Linked DNA regions of Homo sapiens: region 2 is linked to region 1. Evidence: chromatin loops called from intact Hi-C (ENCODE). Cell type or tissue: Caco-2. All regions are shown on one strand.

Region 1 (8,000 bases):
TGAGAGGTGCTTGAAATGAGAGATACTGAGCAGATAATGGTACTGATCCTCCTTCTGGAAATGAATTGGCAATGATCTGGATGTGGCACAAGATACAAGCTGAGGGTATCTCATAAATCAACAGCTAATCTTCAGTTTGATGGTGTAAGCGGAGAGACTCATTAATTAAAAAACAGCCTCTAATGCTGCTTGTAGTTTCTCCATTTTTAAGTCAATGCATATAAATCCCAGTGTCAATAAAGAGGCGGAACTGATCAATCAGAAAAGAAATATAGAAGTAAGAATTGTAATGAGACTATCTACCCTTTGATGGGTGACACTGAGGGAAGAGGAGGGCAATTGCACAGTAGCAAGATGAGGAATCAAGAGTTACAGCAATTGAATTTATTGAGATAAAAAATACTAATATCTAACATATATTACCAGCATTTCATCATCATCCTAAGTCTTTTGTTTTTATGTAATAATTTTTAATCCTCTTTCACCTCTCATTTTAAAGATGAGAACAAGAAGACATAAAGAGTGTCACCAAGGTCTTGGCAAGTTTGCCAAAGTCTCATATCTCCTAATCTGCAAAACTGCAATTTGTGCAAAGAAAATTTGGTTTCTGAACTTGGGTTTTTAACCACTGTTACAGACTGAACTGTGCCCCTTCAAAATCCTATGTTGAAATCCTAACTCCCAGTGCTTCAGAATGTGACTGTATTTGGAGATAGGATATTTAAAATGGTAAAATAAGATCATTAGAGTTGGTCATAATCCAATACGTCTTGTGTTCTTATAAGAAAATGCAATAAGAACATAGACATGCAGAGAGTTAATGTAATAATTGGTATTTATTATTATTATTATTGCTATAATAATTATTAAACAACGAAAAGAGTGAGAAAAGAATTCCGCCATTGAAAATGGACTCTTACTGCACTGATGCAAACAACTATATTGTCATAAAAATACTCACTGATAGTTTCCAATTTCTAGAGGAACCAGGCAGAGAGAAACAAATATGCTCCAAGTCTTGATCACAGGAGTATACCTTACTTAATTATTAAAGGCCATAAATAGTTCAAAGTTTCTTTGACTCTGAAAAACAAAACACGGATCAGCAATATTCCAAGCAAAGGTTAAAAAGATTTGTTCAGTTTCTTTTCTTTTTTTTTTTTTTTTTTTTGAGATGGAGTTTCGCTCTTGTCACCCAGGCTGGAGTGCAATGGCTCAATCTTGCTCACTGTAACCTCTGCTTCCTGGGTACAAGTGATTCTCCTGCCTTAGCCTCCCAAGTAGCTTGGATTACAGGCATGTGCCACCATGCCCGGCTAATTTTTTTTTTTTTAATTTAGTAGAAACAAGGTTTTGCCATGTTGGTCAGGCTGGTCTTGATCTCCTGACCTCAGGTGATCCACCTGCCTTGGCCTCCCAAAGTGCTGGGATTTCAAGTGTGAGCCACCGCTCCCAGCCTGGTTTCAGTTTCCTGAGTTCAGTCCATTTAGTTAACTCTTGTTTTGTTTGATATTTGTGAGCATTTCAGCTCCTTATGAGTCCTGTATATTTTTCTTTATTTTAATGTTACAATTTCCAAAGTTACCAGAAGCCTGTGTTTGAGAGCACCTGTTAAAGTTCTATAGCTCATTATAAACCATCTTTGAGAAGGATTAAACAAGGCAACAACTGTCTGTGAATAGCAAAATGTCCAGGGTACTTACAGTTAGAAACACGATTGACAAAGAAGCTTGGTTATCTCCGTGGTTTACAATAACTTAACATAACGACCTTAATTATGACTGATAGCATATATTCAGCCATTAGAATTCTAGAAATCTCATACAATTTTGGAACATGTATTAGGATTATTCACCCAGATACAACCTAAAGAAGACTGAGCATAATTTTTGCAATCCCATGTACCTAAACATGTCAAATAATCCTGTTTACCTCTCTTCTCTGGACACTTCAGGGGCCCTCTGACATATTTGAAAAGCCAGGTGCCAGGGAAGACAATTTTGAAACTGAGGTTTGATTTTGGGAAGGCTGTTAAATGTTTGAGGTTTAAATAACTTGATATTATGAAATAGAATTCCAGGTTACCAAAAGTTATTTATTTTGCCAAAATCATGACTCAGAAATTTTAAAGAAGCAAAAACCTGTTATAACCCTTTACAAATGTGCCAAAGAGCAGATTAGCACCTTAGGAAAATCTTGTTATGCTTTTATTTCAATTTACAGAAAAACCAAACAATACCCTTTTCTGAATTTAGTCAATATGTTCACATAGAATCTCTTCTGCAAGATTAATTTCCACAGTTCTCCCACCACTTCTTTGAACCTTCAGCTTTTTCCTAATTTAACTCAAACAATCCTTTAACCCTAGGCAAAAGTTTACATTTCCATGCCTTCTTATAACCTTTTATTAAAAAACACATTTTACTGTTCTTACTCACCTTGCATGTAAATATATTTCTAGTAGTTTCAACTCCTAGCAATTTTGAACTTTAAGGTAAAACTTGGAGAGTTGCTTTAATTGTGTGCTAACTGCAACTAAGGTGTGCCTTCTTAGTTAGGGGCGTGGTTAGTTCCATATGCCGTGAGTGAGGCCCTTTAAGAGACAGGGGACATGCAGATATTGAATTAGAGAGGGCTCATCCCCTAAGGCAGGATTGCTAAACAAATCCTTGCCGCCAGAGTTATAAGCCATGGCCTCAGGATGTAAAACAAAATAGAGGATTTATTTCACAAGCAAAACTTTGCAGAGCATACAGTGATAGCTGGGGAGCAGAGGGAGTGGCCTAGTAAAGTGTCTTCTAAAAAAAAACAAACAAACAAACAAAAAAAAAACTTTAAGGGTTTACTTGTTGAGGAGGTGGAAAAGGGGAGTGAAAAAAGGTTTAAAAATGCCTGGGGAAGAACTTCTTATTCGTCTGCAAGTGATTTCAACAGCAGGGTTAAAGCTTAATTACTCTCTGATAAAGTTTAACCCCCTGGCAGGGGAAAAGGAAGGCTGCGGTGGCTTGTGTCTGAGAACCATCTAGCCAGCTGTGTGGGACCCTTGGGCCATGCATCCCGTCCCGGGCACAGAGGGGAGGGGGAGTGAGGAGCCCCGGCTTTCCTGTCTGTCCTGAAAAAGGAAGGAAAAGGCCTTTCCCCCGACGACCCCCAACGGAGCAACGGAGTTTGGGGTCGTGTTTCCCCCACCCTCAGTAGTCTGAGGATGAAAATGCTTAGGATCAACAGTGAGAGGTTTTGAGTCCCCATTTCACTCACTGTTTCTTGAGCTCCCCTGTTGCGCGCCAAAAAGCAGGACTTTCCCTTAGTTCAGCTAAAGACTGGGTCCTTGTCCATTCCACGACCACGACAATTTAGGCTCATAGATGGTTTGAAGGGTGAGTAAAGCAGGGTTTTGTTGGGTGAAAAGGAAGGAAAAGGGGAAACAGGGACCCTCAGCAAGGCCAGAGGCCCCTGCTAGCGTGCTTCCTACCCAGCCGTTTGAATTCCAGGTTCCACACAGGAAGAGGAGGAGTCGGACTCCTGGCTGCTGCAAAGGGCACCAACTTCTGTATTTTCACTCCAGTGCGCATTCCCAGTGCGCAGGCTGGTTGGAGATTCTCCAGGGACCCCCTCCCACCTGGCTGTCTCACTTTCCGTTCTTGACATCAGACATATTGAAATTCTCTGGGGACCTATGTGAAAAGTGAAGTTAATTGCAATGAGAGAACTGGAGTTTGGGAGCTAATCTGATTGGAGGCTGGCCACTGCAGGTGATCACATCCAGGCAATTGCTGTTTAATTAAGGCAATGCGATTAATCACAGATGTCACTCACTGGTAGCAACAGATGACACTGTACAACATTCCACCTATGAAATAAACATAAAGTAACGTTTGGAAAGACAGAAACTGAGTTAGGTCTGAGATTCTCCTTTAATGTTTTAATCTGTCGGGTTTTATTTGAATTCTAAGGATACGTGAAGCTTTATTCTTCTTACCTTCTTGAATATGCCCTCAAAACTATGTCATTAATTTTGAGTTCTTGTTTTAGTTTTTAAATGGAAACTTTCACAAATAAACATTGCAACTTTTTTGCCTTTTTTAGGTATAATATAAATTTAATAAACTACTCAGATTTAAGCTTGATGAATTTTGGCAATTGTACACACCCATTTAACTACCACTCTAAACGAGATATAGAATTGTGCTGTCCAGTATAGTTCCCACTAGTCACATGTGGCTATTTAATCTTAACATTTATTTAATTAAAGTTAAATACAATTTAAAATTTACTTTCTTAATCACACAAGCCATATTTCAAGTTCTTAACAGCTCCTTGTTGGTGGTAATAGCCGCTGACATATAGCTATTGGACATACTGGATAGCACATATTTAGAACTATGTAGAAAGTGATAGAAATGTCTTTGTAAAAATTAATAGCCAGCAACATTAGAAAGTGGCTTCTTTTACTCATAATAATTTTTAAATCTATCCATAATATTGCATGCATTCCTATTTTTTTTTCCTTTTTGCTACTGTGTAGCTTTCCATTTCATTGTTATGCCATAATTTGTTTAGCAGTTCTTGACTTGGGATAAAAAGCTGAGTTAAAAATAAAAAAATAAGAATAAAAGTAAATTTTTAAAAATTTTGCTGTTCATGGAAGTTTGGAGTACTCTACTTTTAGCTATTAGGAATTAGGCTATCATGATACTTTGTAAAATTCATTTTGTGAACATATGTTTGTTTTATTTCTCTTGAGAAAACACCTAGGGGTGGGATTGCTTAACCACGGAATAAGTGTAAATTTATATTTATAAGAAACTCTCACAGGAAAAGAAATGTGTAAGAATATTATTCAGCAGTAAAATACTATTTCACATCCAAAAGAATGTTGGGGGGTACTGACAATACAAAATGTTGGTGAAGATGTAAAACAGATATGAATCTCATACGTTGCTGGTGGGAGGGTAAAATGTTGTAGGTTCTTTGGACAACAATATCTTATTGTGGTTTTAATCTGCATTTTCCCATTGACTGAAGCTGTTAGACAGCTTTTCATGTGTTAATTGGGCATTCTTAGATCTTCTTTTGTGACATGTTCATTTATTTCTTTTGCACTTAAAACAATTAGTTATCTGACATTTAATAGACAATTTTTAGGAGTCCTTTTATGTATTTTAAGTATGCTTATTTTGTCTGATATGTTATTGCATATTCTTTTTCAAGATTTATATCTTAACCTATGTAAATTATAAGGCTAAATGTCTAGTTAGTTATAGGAAGGTGTGGAGCACCAGATTAGAATTTTTTTTAAGTAAACCGCAATGTATCAGAGAGTATGCTCTAAGTGCAATGAGTCCAAAAAATATCAAAGCCAAGAGAAGTAAATAGGGGGTCCTCTATCCAAGAAACTTTAAAAGCTATAGAAAAGAACACAAAGGAAAGAAAAAAACTCCAAAGCCTGTAATTATTTAAAGATTTAATTTCTTATAACTGTCTTTTTAACGTTTCTAAACTTGTATGGCAAACAATAGCATATATTTAGACAATGGAAAACATAAAATTCAATAATTGCTTTTTTTTATAAAATAAAATTGACCATTTACTATTTGGCATATTCAAATTATATAAATTATATAATAGATGCCATATTCAAGATGGCTGGCAATTTTAGCACAGAAAATAGAACAAAGACAACCAAATCTATGCTCTTATAATAATAATGATTTTTAAAAAGCCTCATATCTTTGGTTTCACTTATTTGTGTATAGAACTTCTAATTAGTAAAATTGCCAATATATTTTTATGAATCCTTTGGTTTTACCTTCTGGGTATCTAGAAAACATAGATTTCAAATGTATAAATGATATTTAAAATTCAATTCCAAATTTTTAAAATATTCAAAATATGATATTCAGAAGGTAATAGTATGTGCTTGCAAAATCTATTCATTTTCTCTTAACATTTTGGAGGCAAAATCTTTTACTTCTTCTATACAAAAAAACCCATAATTTTTAGTTTGGGCTGGGAGTCCCAATCTTTAACTTGGCTACATGTGGTCAAATTGCATGGCTCCCCAAACAGAAATGATTGTTATCCACCCCCACACAAAAACCCCACACATCCCAACAAACACACAACATGACATCAGAAAAATCTTTGGATTTTATCTAATATACATATTCAACATAATATACAATTCACCTGAAGCTGTTTATAAATATCTATTTGTCCCATATTCAAGTAAGAACACAGATGATTCAAGTATGCAGGTATAACAGTCAAATGTGTTCTCTCCAGTGTTATTTGCTGTTAAGTTTAAATGATATGCAAGGAAGAAGTCAGAGCTAACAATAAATCTTTACTTTCTACTCCTTTCTTATTCATCATGCACACAGACACATCTATAGACAACATAAAATCTGCACAGACACATCCACACAGTTACAAGCATTTATATAGACACACACACACATGCAAACACACACACTAATATAGCCATATATTCCTCAAGTAATATGATTTTTCTTAACTTTCCACATGCCCCCTAGTTGTTCTAGTCTACTAGGCAGTCATTATAAGAAATAATTATTCTATAGTTTGAACATGTAAGTATAGATATTCTTAGGCTAACAGATTACCATATTGCCTGATTTAAAAAAACAAAAACAAAACTCAGTCTCAAAAGTGAACAATGTCAGATGCCACTCTTGGTTTTGAATATTACTTTATCCTAGTTAGGGCCACGGATGCACATTTTTATTTCAACTTTAAGCTATGAAATGTAAAGTTGTTTACAAAAATATATGGGAGTTCTACTGTTTGAGTTATAAAGTAGACCTTGATCTGAAGAATAGAAAGAGATTTCTAACTGTGCTCTCCAGAAACTGAAAAGCCTGGTTGTATTAAGAGTGAGTGTTCTTTCTCTGGAAGTACTGAAGCAGAAACTGCACAGTCACTACTCCTAAACCTTTCTGAAGGCATCAATCCATGAGGCAGCCAGTTAAATGAGATGCCCTCTGAGGTTACTTCCAAACTGTAGTTTCTGTAATTCTACCAATTTCTCCTGATTTTAACATCTCAACAGTTTATCAGAGCGAAGTGTCTTCTAACATGATTGCTTTGCCTAATTATTTTTAGAACAGATGAAATTATATATACATAAACATTTTTTAAAAAGACATTAATAATTAGTTACTGTCTCTAATTATTTACATATGACTTTTCTAACTGAGACTAAAACTTTTTTTAGAATTGTGTACGTACGTTAAGAATATAGTTTTCAAGTTAAAGTAAGACAACTGACCAAATTATTTGAGAGCAAGTAGATATTCAAAGAAAGTTTAGATCTTTACAATTTCTTTTCAGATGGAAGAAATGTATTAACTCCTCCATTCTGTTCAGAGTAAGCAAAAGTTGTTATACCTTCAACATGTTCTGTTAATGAATTAATTGGGAAATACCTTTTAGTTTTTGAAATTCCAGGATTTGTGAGGTTCAAGTATAGAAGTTTTTGAGGAAGGCGAAATGAAAAGGAGCCCTGACTGCCTGAGGTGGAGATGAAAAAGTACGTTAAAAACATTCGAAAGAAACATAAAGGCAGAGACAAGCATAATTGGATTTTGTAATAGGATTGCTGAGATAGGTTCACGTTCAAAATCATATGAAGCATTCTGTTTTCTTGGTTACTGGTTAGCAAGAGATATTTTATAGGGAACTCATCTGCAACCATGGACACCTTTTTAATTAATAAAGAATATTCATGTTTTAGAATATCAAAGCAAGAAAAATTGCACAGACAAGTCATTGTTTTCTATGTAAAGATAAAAAACTGTTTCATGCATAAATTCAAGAAAATTGAGAGTATCCTATTCTATCTGCATAATGTGGCATTGAGCAAGGCTTGGAGTTTTTAATTGTTTTTCCATTGTTATTTTGAAAAGCATTTAGAAAAAAATACCAGTCTGATTTTCTTTCCACAGGACTCAAATGACAATCTTGCTCAACCTGTCTTA
Region 2 (8,000 bases), 610 kb before region 1:
GCAACCTCTGCCTCCCAGGTTCAAGTGATTTTCCTGCCTCAGCCTCCTGAGTAGCTGGGATTACAGGCGCCCACCCCCGCGCCCAGCTAATTTTTGTATTTTTTAATAGAGACAGGGTTTTGCCATGTTAGCCAGGCTGGTTTCGAACTCCTGACCTCAGGTGATCTGCCCAACACAAAGTGTTGGGATTACAGGCGTGAGCCGTAAAATTTTCTTTTATAAAAACCTCATACACAAAATACAAGTTATAAAGTGAGAAGATATTTGCAACATATAATTGATAAAGAGGTAGTATCTAGAATATATTAAAAAAACACCTTCAATTCAATAAGGTAAAAAGACAAGCAAACTGAGAGGAGGATTGGAAAAAGCCAAAAAATTGAATAGGCTTTTCATAGAAGATGAAACACAAATGGCAATCAATGATAAAAAGATAATTGGTATATAATTGGTATCAATAAAACCCACAAAAGATTCCTTTTACTACTAACCAAAAAGAAAAAAAGTCACAATGTCAAGTGTTTACCAACTATGTCAAAAATAAATCAACATTTAGGTAAAAACTCTCGAAAACTGCTGCATTTGTAAATCAAGAAATATGTACAAAAACATTCATAGAAACATTACTGAGAAAAGCCAAAGTGTTAACCCCAACCCAATGCCCATTGGCATAGTATAGGTTAATTTTTATTGATTTGTATAATTGAATAGTCCATAGCACTTAAAAAGTGGAAATTGATAAGCTACACTTATATTCAGCAGTATCCATAAATCTCAGAAAAAATATTAAATGTAAAAACAAGGCTCCAAATGATATATTCAATTTAATTCCATTATACAAAGTTATACCTTCACGATAGGTTGGATTTTATTGATTGAGGTAAGAGAAATGCATATCTCATACAGAGAAGGCAATGAATAAAAGGAGACAGAAGTTATATACATATATACAATATGGGAACACATGGGCATGGTGTGTCCACTGAACTTTATTTACAATAAAACTTTATTTACAAAAGAGATAGAGAGCCAGATTTGGCCCTTGGCTTATGTCTGTCCAAATCCTGTGCTAGGGCATGGACTGTCTAAAGGTTTGTTCTGTGCTGTTTTTCTTCCTGTGAGTAGTTTTTCTCCAGTTGATATAGTAGCCATTTTGTGATTTTGGAATATAAATCCCCTTTCTTGATGGATTTCTTCCCTCCTCTCCGAGGAAATGTGTGAAAAGTCCTCTGTGATAGTGAACACTCTGCTGGGTGAGGCCTCTGGAGCCAGACTCCCGAGTGAGAGTCCATTTCATCACAGTGTGGTTTAAAGAAAACGCACATTTAATGTTACGTTCACCTTCACGATTTTGACTCAGGGTAAGTTTGACACATAATAGAGTAAGTAATAAATAAATTTAAATTATTATAGACCATGGTTTCAGTCTTGTGACTGACTTTGTTGTTCACGAGGATGGACATTTTGCTTTCATTTTAGGATCTTAAATTATTTCTTTTAAAAAAAAATCATCTTTTTTTGGCATTAAGATCCTGGGAGTTTGGCCATGTTGTTAAAAAGTAGACAGATTGAGTGGAAAAAGAAAATTCCACACATTGGAATGCCGTATTTTGAAGTACATGGGTCTTGGCATAATCAGTCTTAGGAACCACATGAGATGTTCTTATTTAGAAATAAATGTATCCGGCCGGGCGCGGTGGCTCACGCCTGTAATCCCAGCACTTTGGGAGGCCGAGGCGGGCGGATCACGAGATCAGGAGATCGAGACCATCCTGGCTAACATGGTGAAACCCCGTCTCTACTAAAAATATTAAAAAATAGCTAGGCGTGGTGGCGGGCGCCTGTAGTCCCAGCTACTTGGGAGGCTGAGGCAGGAGAATGGCGTGAACCCGGGAGGCGGAGCTCGCAGTGAGCCAAGATCGCGCCACTGCACTCCAGCCTGGGCGATAGAGCGAGACTCCGTCTCAAAAAAAAAAAAAAAAAGAAATGTATCCACAAGCAAATGTATGAGCATTCTTACCTTAAATTGGAGATCATTCATGACTTTGAGGCTCCCATACTTGATTGTAAGAGATTATATTTACAAATTACAAATAAATGGGACCCCATAAAATCAAGGATTAAGTATGGAATGGGAATTGTTTTATTATTTGGCCTGTGTTTTACAAATACTTGTTAGGATATCAACAATACAGATTATTGGTTTGTGGATTATCATAGGACATTTTTACACAACATTAGCAATTGCAAAATTATCTATATTTCCAGTTTGAACAATATGATATCATCCTGTTATTTCAAGCAATAATAATAAGCCTAAGGGGAAAGTAACTGGATACAACAATAATGAAAACATGCCTAATGGTTTGGGGATTTTTAAAATATTATTTATTTAAATGGCTTTAATGTAACTGATTAGTATGTCAAAGAACTATAATTTGGAGGTAGATTTAATCTCTTCTTAAGCATACCAACTCAAAAACCAAATAAATAAAAATAACAATTGTAACACTGAAATGTGAATATTGTACACTTGTCTGATGAATTTAGCTTAGTAAATACTTCTCAGGGTGTGTTCAGTGTACTTAGCCACTGTGCAAATACCATTTGCAGGTATGTTAATGAGCTTTTTAATAATAATGGGGCTTTTACAAATATAAGCTTTCAGGTTAGCACTCTGGAAGGAACTGAGGGTGGGAGTGTGTAGCTTTGGACAAATAACTAAAAATTATGCCAAGAGAATGAGCATCAAAGGCCTAGCATTACCTGTCATTTCTATTAACAAAGAAAGCAATAATAATAATAGAGCCCCAAAAGTTATTGTATTATTTGAAGGTGAACAATGTTATGTTTTTGTATTTTAGAGTTTAAGTTCTGAAACTGTGTTACATTTTATTTAATAACTGACAATTCTGCAAATTGGCAGCACAAATCCAAGTACTGAAGAAAATTTTATTTCATGGTTTACATTAAGTAGAAAATATAAATGTGATTGAACTAAAAGATAATGAGGAGAAAACATAAATAAGTTAACACAACGGTTACTTTCTTTTAAATTTAGTGAAAGTTTATGAATATAAATTTCTCATTTTGAAGTCCACATAAGTCTAAATGACTTTTTACTTTGCTTTTGTACTCATAGTGTTTTGAGTCAGCACACTTACCTCTAAGTGATCCCTGAATATAAATTTTCTTACCATCAGTCAAATCCTCTTTGCCTTTTTATACTTGGACTAGAAATGGTCCATTTGGATGACCTAGTATTTTCATATGGTCTTTAATTTATGATCACAACTTGTATTTATGTAAGTGGCCACTAGATGGCAGACCTACCACTAAACAGAATTTAGGCCGGAAGTAAATTCTTCAAGTAATGAATTACACAGCAGAGTAGTGTTTCACTTCAAGCTTAGCTCAGATTCTCAGGCTAAGCACTCTCTATTGTTTTAGGGAGGCATGCTAATGAAGATGACGTAACATTTTTACATTCACTTAAGGTTTAATAGTTTACAAGTTTATGTAACTTCTCAGAATAATCTTTTCAGACTGATAAGCACTGCCATATTGCGGATGAAAACATGAGTTTCCCAGGGCGTATGGCAAAGGTTATTTCTTGTGAAAACTGCAAGGAGACAACTTTGAAGAATTTTGCTTCAGGGCTCCAGAATTTAATGACATTACTTTTTGAGATGTATTCTGGGAGAAATTGGTTTTGTATCTGATATATATTTTCTGCTTATGCCCTCTACCTTTATGTTTCCAAAAGAAGTTCAATCCCTCTAGGAGCCCGGAGAATCAATTAGAGCTACAAAACTCTTCCCTCCTCAATGATACTGACCTCTGACATCTTTATGTTCTCTTGCCCTTTGGATTTTGGAGCAGAATTATCTTTATCCAGCTTCCTACCATTTCATCTTTTGTATTCACTAAAACCTACTGTCACCATCACTTAGATTGCCTCTTGATTTCTGATGTTCAGCACTGGGCTCCAGCTCATTTTCGGCTTTTGAAAATAGGCCAGCAGTTTTCTAAAGAACTAACAGTGATCTTTTGCAGAAATTAGAAGTGTGTTTATGTATCTGTGTGCACACACACTTCCAGCCAAGCAAAGCGATATGAAATGATTCCTGATGCTGCTTTTATCTAATTGGCAGCATACAGCCATAATATGCCGCCATTAGGTCAGCATCTCTAGGGTTCAGAACTAACACTTTTAAGTTTTAAAAGCAAACTTAATTTTTTATAAATTTCTAAGATAGAAAAAAAGCAAAGCTGGCACATCTACTATTCAACCCATACTCTTTATTCAAATTACAAGTTTATACTCTAGCTATAAAATACCCTGACCACAGGATAAAATTTTTCATAATAGACAGATGGTGAATTTAGAAGTTGCCTCTCATATATAGAACATTGTATTGATGTGAACACAGGAATGAAACTGTATCTTAAAAATATTTTAGATTACAAGCATATTATATTTTGTCTTTCTTATTACCACAGCAGTATAAGTTTCCCGTAGAAAAACTTAAAAATTTAAATGAAAAATGGAAAAAAAATCTCAAAAACCTAGAAGAGCTTTCCTTTGTGATTGCCTTTATGGAGATCCTTTCAGAGCTTGCAAATTATTTATTTAGCCATTTATCTTTAAGTAGATCTATTTATTTTGAGATAACTATAGATTTATAGGCATTTATAAGAAATAATATGGAGAGACCCAACAATAAATAACACCTTGCAAAGCGATAGTACAGTATTCCAACCAGGGTGCTGATATTGATACAATTAAGATACAGGCGATTTTCATCACCATAAAGATTGCTCCTATTGACCCTTTATAGCCACATATACTTCCCTCCAACTCCCAACCCTTCCTCAACCAGTGTCAACCATTAAAGTATTCTCTCTACAATTTTTCATACAGTATATAGCCTTTTTGGATTGACTTTTTTTCACTCAACGTAAGTCTGGAGATTCATCCAGATTCTTGCATACGTTAGTAGGTTCGTTTTTTTAATTGCTAAGCGAGATTCCATGATATGGCTATACTGTAGTCTGTTTAATCATTCACTCATTAAAGCATATCAGGATGTCTTCCAGTTTGGGGCTATTATGAATTAAGCTATTATAAACATTAATATACAGGTTTTTGTGGTGAACATAGCTTTTATTTTCTCTGGGATAAATTCCCAGAAAGGCAATTGCTGATTATGTAATAGTTGCATGGTTAGTTTTTGTAATAAAGTGCCAAACTCTTTTCCAGGGTGGTTGTGTCATTTTACATTCCAATTAGCCATGTATGAGTGACACAGTTTCTGTGTCATCACTAACATTGGGTGTTGTCATTATTATTTATTTTAGCCATTCTGATAGGTATGTAATGATATTTCATGTGGCTTTAATTTATAACTTCCTAATGGCTAAAGATGGTGAGCAAATTTTTGTGTGCTTACTATTCATATATTCTCCTATAAATTATCTGCTCATGTATTTTATCCATTTTCCAACTGGATTTTTTTAATGTTAAGTGTTGAGAGGTCTTTATGTATTCTTGATACTAGTCCTTTGTTGATGTTGTGGTTTTTAAATATGTGCTCCAACTCTGTAGCTTGTTTTTTGAATCCTCTTAACAGAGTTCTTCACAGAGTAATATAATCTAATTTGGATGAAATCCAGTTTATCAATTTTTCCTTTTATGGTATATATTTCTGCTGTCAAGTTTAAGAACTCTTAAGGGGTGTGTGTATGTGTGTGTGTGTCTGTGTATGTACCTCTCTCTTTCTATATCTGTGTGTGTATATATATATATATATATATATATATATATATATATATATATACACTTTCAAGGTTTGTAGTTGTATGTTGTACTTAATAAACTATATCCCTATATATGTGTATACACATATATATGTGTCTGTAATATATACACATACATATACACTTTCATTTCAAGGTTTTTAATTGTATATTTTACTTAAGAAAAAAAATAGAGGAATGTATACCTAATCCATCTCTCTAGCAGAAGTCCTGCAAATTTGTTTTTATTTTACAAAAGAGAAGCTAATTTATATTTAGTTTTTCAAGTATGATGTCTTCATGCATAACTGGAAAAGTTGAAAAAAGGATTCAAAATCAGGTAAGAGTTTATAAAATAAAATTGTAGGATCTTTGCATTAATATACCCAGTATCATATCATTAAAAATAAAAAATGTTAGCTAGGCATAAACATTACTTCATTGAAATATGCCTGCCTTCTGGACATGATAAATGTTCATGAAAAAAGAAAACAAAATTATGAAAAGAAATATGCCTGCCTTAAACTAAATTTTACCAATAACCAAATTGAATATAGTTTAAAAAAGTAATAATCAAAAATGTTTCTTATTTAACAAATAGTTGGAATGTTTACATTATGCATAGATTTTTTAGTTACCCATCGATGTTCTAAAGGCACTTTTTATCAAAATGGCCTACTTCTGACTAGATTCTGGGTAAATCACAGAATATTTAAAACATGTATATAGGTACCCAGTAGAAATAATTCATATTCATATAAAATGCTCACTTACGTTTTGGTATGTTTAGTATAAAATAACTGCTACTGTTTGTAATTAGAACGGTAAAATTCTTCAGTCTAGGGCTGCCAATATGTTGCAAAGCTCATTTTTAAAAAATCATTAACAAAATCGCTTTTTATCGTTCGTCTAGAATTCAAAAAGGGAGATTATATTGGTCTCTTTTTTTTCAAAATTGTGATATTTTCTTCCCTGAAAAAAATAGATCCCTCCAAAAATGCAGTGTTGTTCTTGAAATAAAGAACAAAATTTTTAAAAATCTGGTGCATTTAGATGTATGTTTCTACTCATTTTTTGGACCTAGTGAATCAAAACTGATTATTTTCTTACTTTTTATGAAAATATCTTCTCTCATTTTTGCTTCTAACCTTAAAATCCAGGAAATTTGGAAAATTTTATATTGATTTCTTTTTCTTCAGTTTATGTAAACAGATTTTTAAATGTATATTTGCATTTCAGTGAAAATAAAGAGGTCAGGAAAAGCTTAAAAATCTTTAGAGCTTTCTGGCACACTTCCCCAAAACATTCAGGTTTTCAGCAGTAACTGGTTAGATTTAGGTTGTGCGTGGGTGCATGTTTATTCTGCATTGTGAGTGTTACACGGATTTAAGCCTTTAGAGAATTATGTTACCGTCTGATCCCTCCTTCGCTTAGTTCTCTAAGTTCAAGAGTTCCTTTTAAGTAAGAACACTTTTTTTTTTCCCTTAAGAAACTATTTGCAGTTTCCTAAGACTTCAGTGATTTAAAAATATTTCACAATCATGAGGTCAGAACAGGGTTTATGTAAGCCTCTGCCTTAGTCTGTTTGGGCTGCTGTAACAAAATGCCATAAACCGTGTAGCTTATAAACAACAGAAATTTATTTCTCACAGTTCTGAAGGCTGGGAAGTCCAAAATCAAGGCATATTTGGTGTCTAGTGAGGTTCTACTTTCTGGTTCATAGATGACACTTCCTGGCTGTGTCCTTACATGGTAGCTAGCTCTCTGGGGCCTCTTTTATAAGGGCACTAATCCCTCATGACCTAATCAACTCTCAAAGCCCTCAACTTCTAATACTGTCATCTTGTGGGGTAGGATTTTAACATATGAATTTTAGGGGGACACAAATATTCCTCTGCTTTTTGTGAATTTTTGTGAATTTTACATATATTTAAGACTTTTAAAGAATAGTAAGTTACTATCTGATCTCTCCATTGTTCAATTCTCTAAGTTTAATAGTTCCTTTTATGTAAGAGCATCTTTTTTCATAAGAAACTATTTGCAGTTTCCAAAGACTTCAGTAATTTAAAAATATTTCAAATACATAAGGTCAGAACAGGTTTATGTAAGCCTCCATTTGCGTGTCTAAATGATGGTTTTCAGAAGCATTATCCTTTCTCCTTTTCTTTACTTTCAGACCATCAACTGTCACATTCTCTTAA

Evidence for each region. Hi-C counts contacts between places; a loop is a spot of excess contacts. Peaks named below come from ENCODE experiments on the same cell type or tissue, not always from the same donor. Only the 100,000 strongest peaks of a DNase experiment are listed, where the experiment ranks them.
Region 2: it touches region 1 in a loop (2.7-fold over the local background); 2 of 110 quality-filtered maps call a loop at or near these places.

The regions. Positions count from the first base shown.
Region 1 is chr10:65,566,018-65,574,017 of GRCh38, reverse strand. LINC01515 (long intergenic non-protein coding RNA 1515) reads right to left here and starts at 2,593. Exons shown (of 6, transcript NR_120647.1): 1 at 2,439-2,593; 2 at 962-1,083. RefSeq lists a silencer at 6,880-7,080. In Caco-2, no CTCF peak of the experiment used is centred here; DNase peaks (open chromatin) are centred at 2,627, 3,077 and 3,557; H3K4me3 peaks cover 1,493 bases.
Region 2 is chr10:66,176,240-66,184,239 of GRCh38, reverse strand. All of the region lies in intron 13 of CTNNA3 (catenin alpha 3), which reads left to right. Among named protein-coding and RNA genes, the nearest start is that of CTNNA3-AS1, 100 kb to the right of the region's middle. In Caco-2, a CTCF peak has its summit at 3,333 (motif pointing right); no DNase peak of the experiment used is centred here.